Regions from separate parts of the Homo sapiens genome. Here region 2 is linked to region 1. A link is a contact called in ENCODE Hi-C data. All regions are on one chromosome and are shown on one strand. The core of a region is the stretch at or near the end of the contact, and the rest is flanking DNA. Distances in the headings are between cores, read along the strand shown. Region 1 overlaps SUGCT (succinyl-CoA:glutarate-CoA transferase). Region 2 has its middle 87 kb from the start of LINC01449.

Region 1 (6,288 bases), core at 2,261-4,760:
GGGTTGGTGGCATATGAATGTGACTTAAGTGGGATAACTTCTTCTTAGGGGTTGTCAGCTTGCATTCCCTTGGACTTTCTGGTGGAGATGTCCATACATGCATAAATATATATAAACATCTTTTTATTTAAGGACCCAGACTTGGGTTCAAATCTAAGCTCTGTTACTTCCTATTTGTGTGACCTTGAGTAGGTTAGTTAACCTTTCCATGTCTCAGTTATAGTTGTAAAAAGGGGATAATTCATAGAGTTGTTATATGAATTAAACAAATAATTGACAAAAGTCTAACAGAGTGTCTAATACACAATAACTTGATAAATGTTGTCATTGTTATTCTAGATACGGGAATTTCCAGTATCTTGTTTAGAAGGGATGAGATTCATTAGAGAGATGAGAATGAGAAGAGAGAGGACCAAATATGGACTGTTGGGGAATGCCAACAGTTGAACCTCAGAAACTCAGTTGCCAGGAGTCCTCTACCCTCAATAGGTTATTTCAGACATCACTGGAGGGAGCAGAGGTTTATCTCTGTCCTATAGCCGGTTGTAACAAGTGTTGTTTTTATTCCCAGACTTATATATTCACATTCACTCATTTATTAAACATGCTTTTGCTAAGTTACTGGTAGACGTAATTCTAGGTGCTAAAGATATTGCAGAGAACAGTCACCTTGGTCACAGGCCTCAGGGTACTAACATTCTAGAGGAGAGAGATATCCATCAAAAATATAAAAGTATCCACTAGTGATAAGTACTTTAGAGAGAATGAAAATATCATAAAATGCTAGAGAATTCCTAGGAGTCTATGTTAGATTGGGTGGTAGAGAAAGCTTCTCTGAGGAGGATGTAGTAGCAAGCCATGTGAAGATTGGAGAGAAATACATCCTAGGTTGTGCAAAGGCCCCACCTTGGGAATAAGCTGTGGAGAACACTAAAAACAATATCAGGGCCCAAGATAGGGCATTGGGAAAACAGACGAGCTGAGGCCAAAGAGTAGGTAGTAACCAAGCCATGTGGGGCCCTCTAAGCCAGGATAAAGAGTGGAGGTTTATTTTAAGTGACTTGGAAAGCCCTTAAAAAGCTTTAGGCAGGAAAGTAGTGTACTGATTTACCTTTTCAAAAGGTCACTGTATGGTTGAGCGTGGTGGCTTATGCCTGTAATCCTATTACTTTGGGAAGCTGAGGTGGGAGGATTGCTTGAGCCCAGGAGTTGAAGACTAGTCTGGACAACAAAGCAACACCACATCTCTACAAACAATTTTAAAAATTAGCTGGATGTGGTGGTGCATGCCTGTGGTCACAGTTACTTGGGAGGCTGAGGCAGGTGGATTGCTTCAACCCAGGAGTTTGAGGCTTCAGTGAGCTAAGATCACACCACTACCCTCCAGCCTGGGTAATAGAACAAGATCCTGTCTCAATCAATCAATCAGTCAATCACTGTGATCACAAGAGTCAAAAATGAGGTAGGGAGAGCAGAAACAGGTGGCTAATGGAATAGTCTAGATGAGAGATACTTTATTTTGTTCTCTTTTTTCCTTTTATTATCAAGTGAAAGCCTCATCCTGAGTCTCTTGGTTGCTTGGAAGCCTCAAAGCTGTCCTTGAACAGATCCCTGTCGGGAGAGTTGTTTTGATAATTGAGGTTCTCCAGGCCTAGAGCAGTGATGACCTACTGAAGGTCGTTAACCTGACTCTTAACCCAGGGCAACAGGGGTTAATGAGTGGGGTTCTAAGAGTATGAGCATGTATTCAATTACTTTCTTCTGAGGAGAGTTCATAGCTTCTTACCAGTTTGTCAAAGGGACCTGTGACCTCCAAAAGTATAACCATTAACAAGACAGTGTGTTGAGCACTGATGGGAGAGAGGGAAAACACAAAGTCAGACATAATTAAGAAGAAAAATGGGGTAGGCAGGCCAGATCATATGGCACTCAGGGAAAATATTAAGAGATAATAAATCTTTTCCCCTTAGCTTCCTCCCTGTACGTTTTTACCAACGTCTAGAAATTCACGTTTTGCTTTCAGTGTCCATAAATGCCACAAGATGGCGAGGTTGCTCCTTAAAATGAATGTGAATTACCAAGTGGAAGAGAGGGAGAAAGAGAAAGAAAATGTGTGTTGGGTATTCCTCTCTGATTTTCCATAACTTCCCTGATTTTTCTTAGCTCTTTACTTGAATATAAAGTAGAATCGATATGCATACATTTTTCCTCTTTAATTTAGATTTTAATCATAGTTGTTTTTGGAATTGTAAAGCTAAAAATAAAATTTAAAGGAACTATCTGGATCCCAGGCTTAACATTTTTTCTACCTCTTCATTAAATTATTAATGAATAATTTCATTCTGCACATCACCAACAGAGTAATCTTAGTAAAATACCATTTTGATGTTCATTCTCTGCTTTAAAATTTTATTTATTTATTCTCATAAAATTTATTCATAGTACTGGTAGTCAGTATTTAAATAGTTACAAGTATAAGGTGAAAATGTGGAATAATTTTTGACTCCTATTATGGAATATATATGTTTATTATTATTATTATTATTATTTTTGAGATGGAGTCTTGCCCTGTCGCCCAGGCTGGAGTGCAATGGCACGATCTCAGCTCACTGCAAGCTCTGCCTCCCGGGTTCAAGCAATTCTCCTGCCTCAGCCTCCCAAGTAGCTGGGATTACAGGCATGCGCCACCATGCCTGGCTAATTTTTTGTATCTTTAGTAGAGACAGGGTTACACCATGTTGGACAGGCTTGTCTTGAGCTCCTGACCTAGTGATCCACCCACCCCGGCCTCCCAAAGTGCTGGGATTACAGGCGAGAGCCACGTTTATTATTATTATTGTCAGCTTCTTCGCTATTATGAACAAGTGCAAGATTCCACGTACAAAATATCTTAATTTTTATGGTTTATTAAACAACATAATTTAAATGCTTAGATGTCTATTGTCATCATTTGACATACCTCAGGGTAGTTTTCTTTTTGTTATTCTCAACATTTTGTAGAAAAGGTAAGCTAATATATTATTTATACATTGATTAATGCATCTTTAGTAATTATGTATATTTAGCTCTTGATATAAAATTCATTTTGCTTGTGTTATCTAATCAAATTAAATCCTCATAAGAAATCTATGAGATAAATGTGAATATTGCCATTTTACAGATGAAGACATTGAGGCTTAGGAAGATTGAATGAATTGTCAAAGATTTAATAGTTGGCAGAACTATAATTTGAATCCAGATTTTTTTTAATCCTAAAACTCCCCTTTTTCCCTATACTTTACTGCTTCCAATGAGAGCAACTATTCCTTTTCTCTTTAATAGAAATACTTAGAAGTTGTAATTTAAAGTAATTAGGATATTTGTGTCTCTCCCTTGTTCTAAGCTGAACAAAAAGAGAATTTTTCCTGCAGGCCTTTATTTAGAAGAGTCCTTTTAGAGTTGCACTGATGGTGAGGGACCTGGGTTTGTCCCATTTGAGGGATTTGGGCTCCTGGCCAGAAGCACCTGATTTTCCGAACCTAGAGTTAACTGAAACTTAATTTCTTTTGTTGACTTCCTGCTGAGATAACAGGTGGTTCACAGTGCACAGGCCTTCCTGCCGATGGTGGCAGCTTCTTTCTGTTCCTGGAGACTTGTTTTGTGCTGGGGACTACCAGTGGTTTGAAAACCATTGCTTTGAAGGCTGGAATCCCGGGCCAGGGTGCCCTCTACAGCAGCACACTACCTGCCCTGGAACTCATTCTCTAAAACTTGGCGTTATTTCTGCACAGAGAATGTTGGCTTATAGTTTATTTCTCTTTATTTGCTTCATATCCCATTTTTGTTCTTCTAAAGACTGAGAAAGTAATAGTTAAGAATTTATACATTTTGTTATTGATATTGGGAGATAAAACTGTAATTTACCTGAATCAAGACGTTTGGGTTTTTCAGTATGGTTTTATGTGGCCGGGCGTGGTAGCTCATGCCCAATCTCAGCACTTCGGGAGACTGAGGCTGGTGGATCACTTGAGCTCAGAAGTTCAAAACCAGCCTGGGCAACATAGTGAAATCCCATCCCTACCCAAAATGCAAAAATTAGCTGGGTGTAGTGGTGTGTGCCTGTAGTCCCAGCTACTGGGGAGGCTGAGGGGGGAGAATTGCTGGAACACAGTCAGTCGAGGTTGCGGTGAGCCCCGACGGTGCCACTGCGCTCCGGTCTGGGTGACAGAGTGAGACCCAGTTTCAAAAAAAAGAAAAAAGAAAAAAAAAAGAAAAAGATAATGGTTTTATTTTTTCTTCATGTAACAGTTCTAATTGAAAGATAGGCATAGTGGAAATAAAATTGACCATGAATAATTATTGAAGTTGACCGATGGGTTTATTATATATTCTATCTATTTTTATTTGAAATTTTCCAAGATAAAACATAAGCAGAGACATGTTTTAACACCTTTTTTTAATCATCAATAATTATAATCTTGAATTATTTTAATTCCTTCATATTAAGTGATAATTTTATCTGTGGAGTTTGTTTTACATACTCTTATTTGTGACAAAGATCATTTCTGGTGGCGAATGCATCTGGGTAGATTAATTGGTGATTATCACTCACTTTTGTGGTTTTATTTATTTACTTTTTATAGATTGTTTTTGAAAAAAATTTTTGTTATTTTTATTTTTTGAGACAGACTCTCACTCTATTGCCCAGGCTGGAGTGCAGTGGCATGAACTTGGCTCACTGCAACCTCCACCTCCTGGGTTCAAGCGATTCTCCTGTCTTAGCCTCCCAAGTAGCTGGACTACGGGCATGCACCACCACGCCTGGCTAATTTTTGTAATTTCAGTAGAGACGGGGTTTCACCATGTTGGCCAGGCTGGTTTCAAACTCCTGACCTCAAGTGATCTGCCTGCATTGATCTCTCAAAGTGCTGGGATTATAGGCGTGAGCCACCGCATCCAGCCAAAAAATTATTTTTATATAAAATATTTTTGCACTCATTCATTCCTTCAATAAATGTTATTGAACACTGTTCTAGAGGCTGGGGATACAGCAGTGAACCAAACAGAAAAACATTCTGGAGTATACACTTTAGTAGGGAGGAGACAAAATAAATCTAACAAATAATGGTATTGTGTTTCTATTGTGATAAGTGCTGTGGCAACATATATAATGAGGGTGCTCTTTTACAAAAGGTTGAGGGAGAGTCTTCCAGGTGGCTGGAGAAACAAGGCTTGCAGGCAACCCTTTCATGGCCTTCCTAAAGCAGCATATGCAGGGAATATCAGCAAGTAGCTGATGTGTATGGAAAGCTCTTCATTGGGTCACTCTGCTTGATATGAAGGATTTGGAGACAAATTTATGTAGCTTCTGATACAACCTTTATTTATTTTTATTTTTGTTATTATTTTTTGAGGCAGAGTCTTTCTCTGTTGCCCAGGCTGCAGTGCGGTGGTGCAATCTCGGCTCACTGTAACCTCTGCCTCCCGGGTTCAAGCAGTTCTCCTGCCTCAGCCTCCCCAGTAGCTGGGATTACAGGCGCCTACCACCACACCCAGCTAATTTTTGTGTTTTTAGTAGAGACGGGGTTTCACTGTGTTGGCCAGGCTGGTCTTGAACTCTTGACCGCAGGTGATCCTCCCGCCTCCCAAAGTCCTGGGATTATAGGCGTGAGCCACCACGCCTGGCCTGATACAACTTTTATGATGTAGCAATAAGCATCAGGACTGAGGGGAGTAGAAGAAAATCTTTCCTGTGTTCTGTTGATTCTTTCTGATGGCAAAAAAAAAAAAAAAAATTTGACACCTTCTCTACCTTCTCTTTGTAATCTTAAAAATCACTTAGTTGATGTTATTGTTTATTTATGTCCAAATCTTAAAATCATTTAGGTTTTCTTTGTTTACTTGAGAAAATACATAAATAGAACTCAGGGAGATATTGTTCTGCTTAACTTTGTATATTAGCTTAACTTTGTATATTACTGTGTACAAAGCAAGGGTAGCAAATACCTGTTGGAGTCAGGGAAGTACTTGAAACCCGGCTGAGGCATATGGAAGTAGAGTGGTGGACCCTGTGGCAAATCAGAGGATTTATGCCCTATGTAGAGGGGAGAGGCAATACTCGACTCTAATTGATTATTGCATGTGAGAATGTGGGCCTGGTTTTGAATTATTTCCTTTTTTTTTGTTTTAAAGGGAGTCTCCCTGCATTGTCCAGGCTGGAGTGCAGTGGTGCAATCTCAGCTCAATGCAACCTCCACCTCCTGGTTCAAGTGATTCTTGTGCCTCAGCCTTCCCAGTGGCTGGGATTAT
Region 2 (6,276 bases), core at 1,927-4,426, 950 kb after region 1:
GAGGAGAGAATTCTTTAACAAAACCGTAAAGTTGAAAACCATAAAGGAAAAGACTGATGGATTAAACATCCACGATGGTGACATCTAAGTGTCCAACTACTGCCAACCTCCTCTTTCCATAGGATAGAGTTATTACTGGGAAACAGCTGTCCAACCAGCTACCTTTTAAAAATCTTGCATCTACATGAGGCCACATGAGTATTGCCAGGGCCATGGTGATTATGAAGTGTTTGCCGACCGGATGATAGATATCAGGCCCTGGTGATGTTACAACATGAAAAGACCTAGGTTATAAATCACAGCATGCAAGAAAGCTGCCCACTGACCAGGAAATTGTGACATAGCCACACAATGGAATCCAATTCATCAACAGAATAGCATGAATATTTACCGTGTGGTTATTTGTATTGCTAGGTCATTATACATATGCATCAGTGCAAAAAACAAATTGATATATATCTATAGCCAAACAATAATGAGCCTTTTATATAGAAACTCCTAGGCTAGAAGGAAAGATTAAGACAGAACCCAAAGTACTGCCCACATCTATTTACTGCAAATGATTTTATTCCAAAACACACTCTTACTGTCGTATAAGCAAAGGCCAATTGGTTAGACCCTGATAAGGGGACCAAAGTGAAGGTCTGTGTTCCCTTTGTGACCCAGTTAGCTTTGATCTCATTCACACATCTGGCAAATGGAGATGCTAAACCTGTAGGGTTTATGTGAGGACCAGAAATAACGTTTATGAAATAACTGACACATAATAGACAGTATATAAAGACAGATAAAATTATTGTCATTATTATTAGCAGTGGTGTTATGACAACACTTTCTTGCTAGTGGCTTTAAAAATACTTTTTGATAGAGAGGGTGTATGCACAAGTCATCCTTTCTCAGGACATGAGGCTTAAGTTGGGTATGGAAAAAGAAAGAATACTAATAAAATGGGTTACAGTGACTTTTGGTTGAGCCTTATTTATTTTCTTAGATCTGTTTGAACAGACAGTTGTCATGTGGTTCACTCTGCTTTATGACGGAGGAAGAAGCAGCCATCTTCTTTCAAAGGTGCTGCTATGTTTCAGAGTGGTTTGACTCACACCTATAGCTCAGAAAAGAAGGAAATGATTGTAGTGAGAGGGATTGGAAATGGATGCTAACAAGCAAAGGACTAAAGTCAGGGTCAAAGTCACTTCTTGCTATAAAATTATCTCAGTGTTATTCTCTTTAACAAATGGTTTTATTTTCACTCCCCTCAAACAGCTATGATCATTATTCTGGCAACACTCGGTTCCATTTCAACATTAGTGGACATACCAGGTTGTGGCCATCTTTGGAATAACCCTGCACGCATGAACTCCTCTTTTGTTATTCCTTGTCTTTGTGACTATGCTAGCCATTCACCTACTCCTCACAACAGAAAATATGGGAGTCAACCTTGCTTCGTTTTATTTCAACACACACACACATACACACACACACACACACACGCAGTAAATCACCTAAGTTCATCATCCCACAGTCTCCCCATGCCTACTGCCAGTCTCCAACTCTAGGCCACTCTCATCTCTGTCCTTGATAACTCTTCTTCCTCCCAGGCTGTCCTCACTCAAGTCCATCCTCCATAATGCAGCCAAAGTATTCTTTTGAAAATGCAACTCTGATCAAGTCATTTCCCTGTCTAAACTATGAACTGGTTTTCCGTGTCCGGCGTTGAAAAATCTCACCATACTCAAAATCTTGCTGGCTTTCCTCTCTGACTCACCCTTCACCTTCCTCCCTTACACTGGGCCCCACCCTTATTTAAGTATTTCCTGTCACTTGAAGATGTTGGCTCCCCTTCGCCTCTGGGCCTTTCCACATGCTATTACCCCTACCTGGAACACACTATTGTGACAGCTACAGATTGGCACTTGGGTCACAGACCTCAATACAGATGTGTTTTAGGTTATTTTAGCTGTAACGCCAAGAAATACCAAGAAACACACGTTTAGGCTTAACCCAAATAAATATGAATACTTTCTTTTTCTTTCTTTCTTTTTTTTTTTTTAATGAGACAGAGTCTCGCTCTGTCGCCCAGGCTGGAGTGCAGTGGTCTGATCTCAGTTCACTGCAAGCTCCGCCTCCCGGGTTGACGCCATTCTCCTGCCTCAGCCTCCTGAGTAGCTGGGACTACAGGCGCCCGCCACCACGCCCGGCTATTTTTTTGTATTTTTAGTAGAGACGGGGTTTCGCTGTGTTAGCCAGGGTGGTCTCGATCTCCTGACCTCGTGATCCGCCCACCTCGGCCTCCCAAAGTGCTGGGATTACAGGCTTGAGCCACCGAGCCAGCCAATATGCTTATTTTCTTGACAGCTTCCTCACCCCTTAAGGAGGCATTCACTGGAGTCAGAAGGCGTGGCCGAAAGAAGAAACTCTGCGCTTCCCTTCCTGCCCCCATCAGGCGTAGCTGTCATTCCTATTGGTCCCCACCAAGGTGTGCCCAGCTGGCTTACATGTCTCATTCAGCCTCATTCATTAATCATACGCATCCAAAATTCAAACCAACACTTACAGTATTACACCAAACACTTGTTTTTTTAGTTCCATAAATTTGTGCTATTGCAGCCAATCATCCCACAACCATATAAAAGGAGTCTTAGCACGTGGTTAATAAGAGTTAAGGAAGCCAGGTTCCAGAAGGAATTTCTCAGGATTCCCTCTGATTCAGCATTCTTCATTCCTCCATTCTTGACCTGGCTATGCCTTACACACCCCTGGGCTCTTAGTTTTAAAGCTCTTTTCTGCTCCCCACTGTGGTCGTGTTAGGTTCCCCTACCAAGAGTTGCAAAATCCCTTGTTTCCCAGTAATGTTCTCTGCTAATACTCTGTTTCTTGACTGTGCTCTGAGCTTCCGAAAGGCAAAGAGTGTATTTGTCAAGGTCCCCATTGTATCTACAGAGCCTGGCATGTGGTGACTGCACAATAAATATTGCTGAACAAATAAATAAAATAAATCGTGGCAAGAATAGAGATTGCATTAAAAGTTTATCTCCCCTTTTCCCCTTTATCCCCAGGAGACCCCATCCTCCAGAATTCAAAGAAGAAAGTTGAACCCTTCTCACATTAAGCCTATCTGAAAAGCTGCTTTTAGAAACTCCAGTGCACACTCACACACCATTATATGTTATTTCAGGCTGGTGTAATAATAAAACTGTCAATCCTATGAATAAGAACTGTTTCTTTACTTGGATTCTTGCTCATGTTCGTGTATATTTATGTATTACTAGAAAAGCAGCATTCTTAAGATTCTTAGATTGTTTTGATAAGATATGACTCTACTTTTCCCAGCCTTTCTTATTATAAGAATCTTTAACAAGCTCTTTAAACAGTTCACACATGCTACCTTACATTTTTATGTGATGTAACGTATAGTGAAAATTTTTTAAAAAGATTTTCTTAATATAATGTTTAAATAATAAAATTATTTCTTGTCTAATGATATTTGTGCAAGTAGACTAGTTTTTTTATGCATAGAAGACACACCATTTCTTTAGTTTCGTTGAGGAATAATTATCAATCATTATTATTTATAAGACAAGGCTGTTCTTTTTTAAAAAAAATCTTTAATTTAAAATACCTCTGTATTTAAGAGTGTTAACTACAAGAGCCTTTTCTATTGTCGTTCTTAGAAAAAAAAAGGTTCTGATGTTTGCTAGTCTAATAATTTATTTAATGCCTAAATTCATGTGACCTGAAAAAAAAAGTTTAAAACATTAAGTGAAGATGTGTGGTTCTATGGAGGGCAAAAGTCTTGTGTATAAGACCACAGGTAGCAGCCAGCTCCCTCAGTGGCCATCTCTATCAGCCTTGAGACCACCTCTCCTTACTGATCTTAGCTAGAAAACAGGCAAAAGGTAGCAGCTTCTAGTGACCATTCCAGGCTGCTTACAAACAGGGTGATTCTGGGGGAAAGCAGAACTGGGTGCTTTCCATCTCCATTGAAAAATGAAAAAAACAGAAAAAAATGGACAAAATGAAGAAAGAATATAGAGAATTTCAAACAACTGGCTTAGTCTTGGGCCTTCTTTCCCTGCCCACCCCACACCACCATCTTTTGCATGCCCTTCTCACCCTGCCCTGTTGTCAACCTTGAGCTGTCTTGGAAGCAAAGTCCAAGGGGACAATGGAGCATGCAGGCAAGTTCCATATCACCCCATTTGCCTAGAGCATTTGGTTGCCCCATGAACACAGAATTCCAGTGGACCCACAATGTGTGGGAGTTCAGTGAGGCTCATGGCGAGTACAAGGGAAATGTGTCATGTTTATGACTAAGTGGTCATGCTTCCTGTTCAAACAAGAAAGAAGGCAACAGCATTCTAAGAAACACAAACAACCAAGGGATCTTAAAGTATCCTTTCTCACTCCTGTCACTTCCTTGTAATAACCAACCAATTACATGGAAAACGATGACATTGAAGGAAAGGGAAAAATAGGGAAACCTACAGATCTTTTTTCTTTCTGTTTTTAGAAAGCACATCAACAAGCCAAATGTAGAAAGCATCGGTAAAATGTGCAAATATAAAGAAATAAAAAAGAGTTGAGTTAGTGTTGTGTGGCGTTCACACTGTTCTGGTGAGAATGAAATACATATGCGCATACAAGGTACAGAACGTGAATTTATGAATTGTGTAATTTTGGTGATTCGGCAGAAGAGTTACATGTTCTTATATTTGCCTCTAAAACTTGCACTGAACAATGGTACAATTCATGCTCATAATTAAAACTTTTAATTTTTCTTTACTTTAGAACTACATTAAATAGCAAATAAATAACAACATGGCAAGTCAAGAGAGATCATGGAAAAAAGGAAAAGGCTTCATATTTAGTATCTTTAATGGCATATTTTCTGTTTTTGTTTTTGTTTTTTCTTTTTTTGAGCAAGAGTCCTGCATTTTCATTTTGCCTTGAGTCCTGCAATCATGTAGCTGGCCCTGCTTCCAAGAAAAGAGGAAGGAAGAGCCAGTGCTTCACTATGGTAGGCCCTGAAGTGGGATCCAGCTCTCTGGCTTTGCTATGGCTTCAGCCTTCCTGATGTGACTTCCCTTTCCTGTCTCCTTCCCTTGTGACTGTGACTTCTCAGCAGCTCCTGAGCTCTCTGCCTCTTGGCTCGAAGGGACCATACTTACACTGATGCTAGAGCACACCCTTTATTCCTGGGTCCAGTTGTTGACGTAGCAACTTCAAATGGACACAGAGATCTCTGGACATTTTCTGTTTATGTATTTATTTATTCACTAAGCATATATTAAGAACTTGTAATATGCCTAGCACTGTCCTATGCCAACTGCTATGAATTGAATTATGTCCCTTCAAAACTCACATATTGAAGCCCTAACCCCAGGACAATGGTATTTGGAGATGGGGCCTTTGGTAAGTTATCAGGTTTAAGTGACATCATGAGGGCAGGGTCCTCGGTAAAATTAGTACTGTTGTAGGTACTGGGGGTAGAACACTACATTATCATTCCAAAAGAGGTCCCTACCTTCTGAAACTAGATTATCCAAATCTTGGGAACTATAATACAGATTTCCATGAAAAACAAGGATTATGTTTCCAGAGAGCTCTTGACAGCTGAGCCAAAAGGAAGAAAGCAGAGAGAACTGTGGGCAGTTCTCTTATAAGACAGGGCTGTTCTGAAATAATTTCTGATTTCATTTTTTAAAAATGCTTAAAAGTACATACTAATTTGTGTAGTGGAAGGTTTATTATTCCCATGGCAGTGAAGATCAAGAGCTACCTCTGTGTTATAATTTAAAATATATTGCTTTGGAGTGTTTTCTGTAGATGCCTGGAATATTTTTATCCCTCTTGCCAGGCTGGCAAACTCTTCCTTCTTTTAGAGTAAACTTGTGTCTCATTTATTCAATTCAGTCTTTCTCAATTCCCCTAGATAAAGCACCTTTTATTTAATCAAATTAACTACCCCTCCTTTATAGAACTTATCACATTGTATTTTGTAGAATAAAAAAAACACTTAAGACCTACATATCCTGTGCCTCATACCTAGGAGCTATTTGGTAAATTAAGAGTAGAAAAGTAAGTTTAGTGAAAGAGTTCACTCCATGTTAAGAAATGTACTGTATGGTTTCAAGTAAATTTCAAATACTTGAACATATACAATCTTGAGCTTACTGCACTTCTACTCAATGGGCACATCTAGTATTTCAGCATGAAAAAAAATCAGTGGGAACAATAGGGATCACATTGAGGTTTGAAAATATAATTTTAAATGTA

The links. Hi-C counts contacts between places; a loop is a spot of excess contacts on that map. Pooled maps may share reads with other maps.
Region 2: a loop to region 1 is called in a map of endothelial cell of umbilical vein, with 19 times the contacts of the local background. The contact joins two enhancer-like sites. A Hi-C loop is called at or near these places in 2 of 168 maps with a recorded cell type or tissue (chondrocyte and endothelial cell of umbilical vein) and 2 of 50 pooled maps.

Annotation. Positions count from the first base shown.
Region 1 is chr7:40,230,686-40,236,973 of GRCh38, forward strand. All of the region lies in intron 6 of SUGCT (succinyl-CoA:glutarate-CoA transferase), which reads left to right. Among named protein-coding and RNA genes, the nearest start is that of SUGCT, 99 kb to the left of the region's middle. Within about 2 kb of position 3,511, at least 5 of the 41 ENCODE cell types and tissues checked have a DNase peak (open chromatin) inside an H3K27ac peak, as active enhancers do.
Region 2 is chr7:41,185,760-41,192,035 of GRCh38, forward strand. No RefSeq gene overlaps it. Among named protein-coding and RNA genes, the nearest start is that of LINC01449, 87 kb to the left of the region's middle. Within about 2 kb of position 3,177, at least 6 of the 41 ENCODE cell types and tissues checked have a DNase peak (open chromatin) inside an H3K27ac peak, as active enhancers do.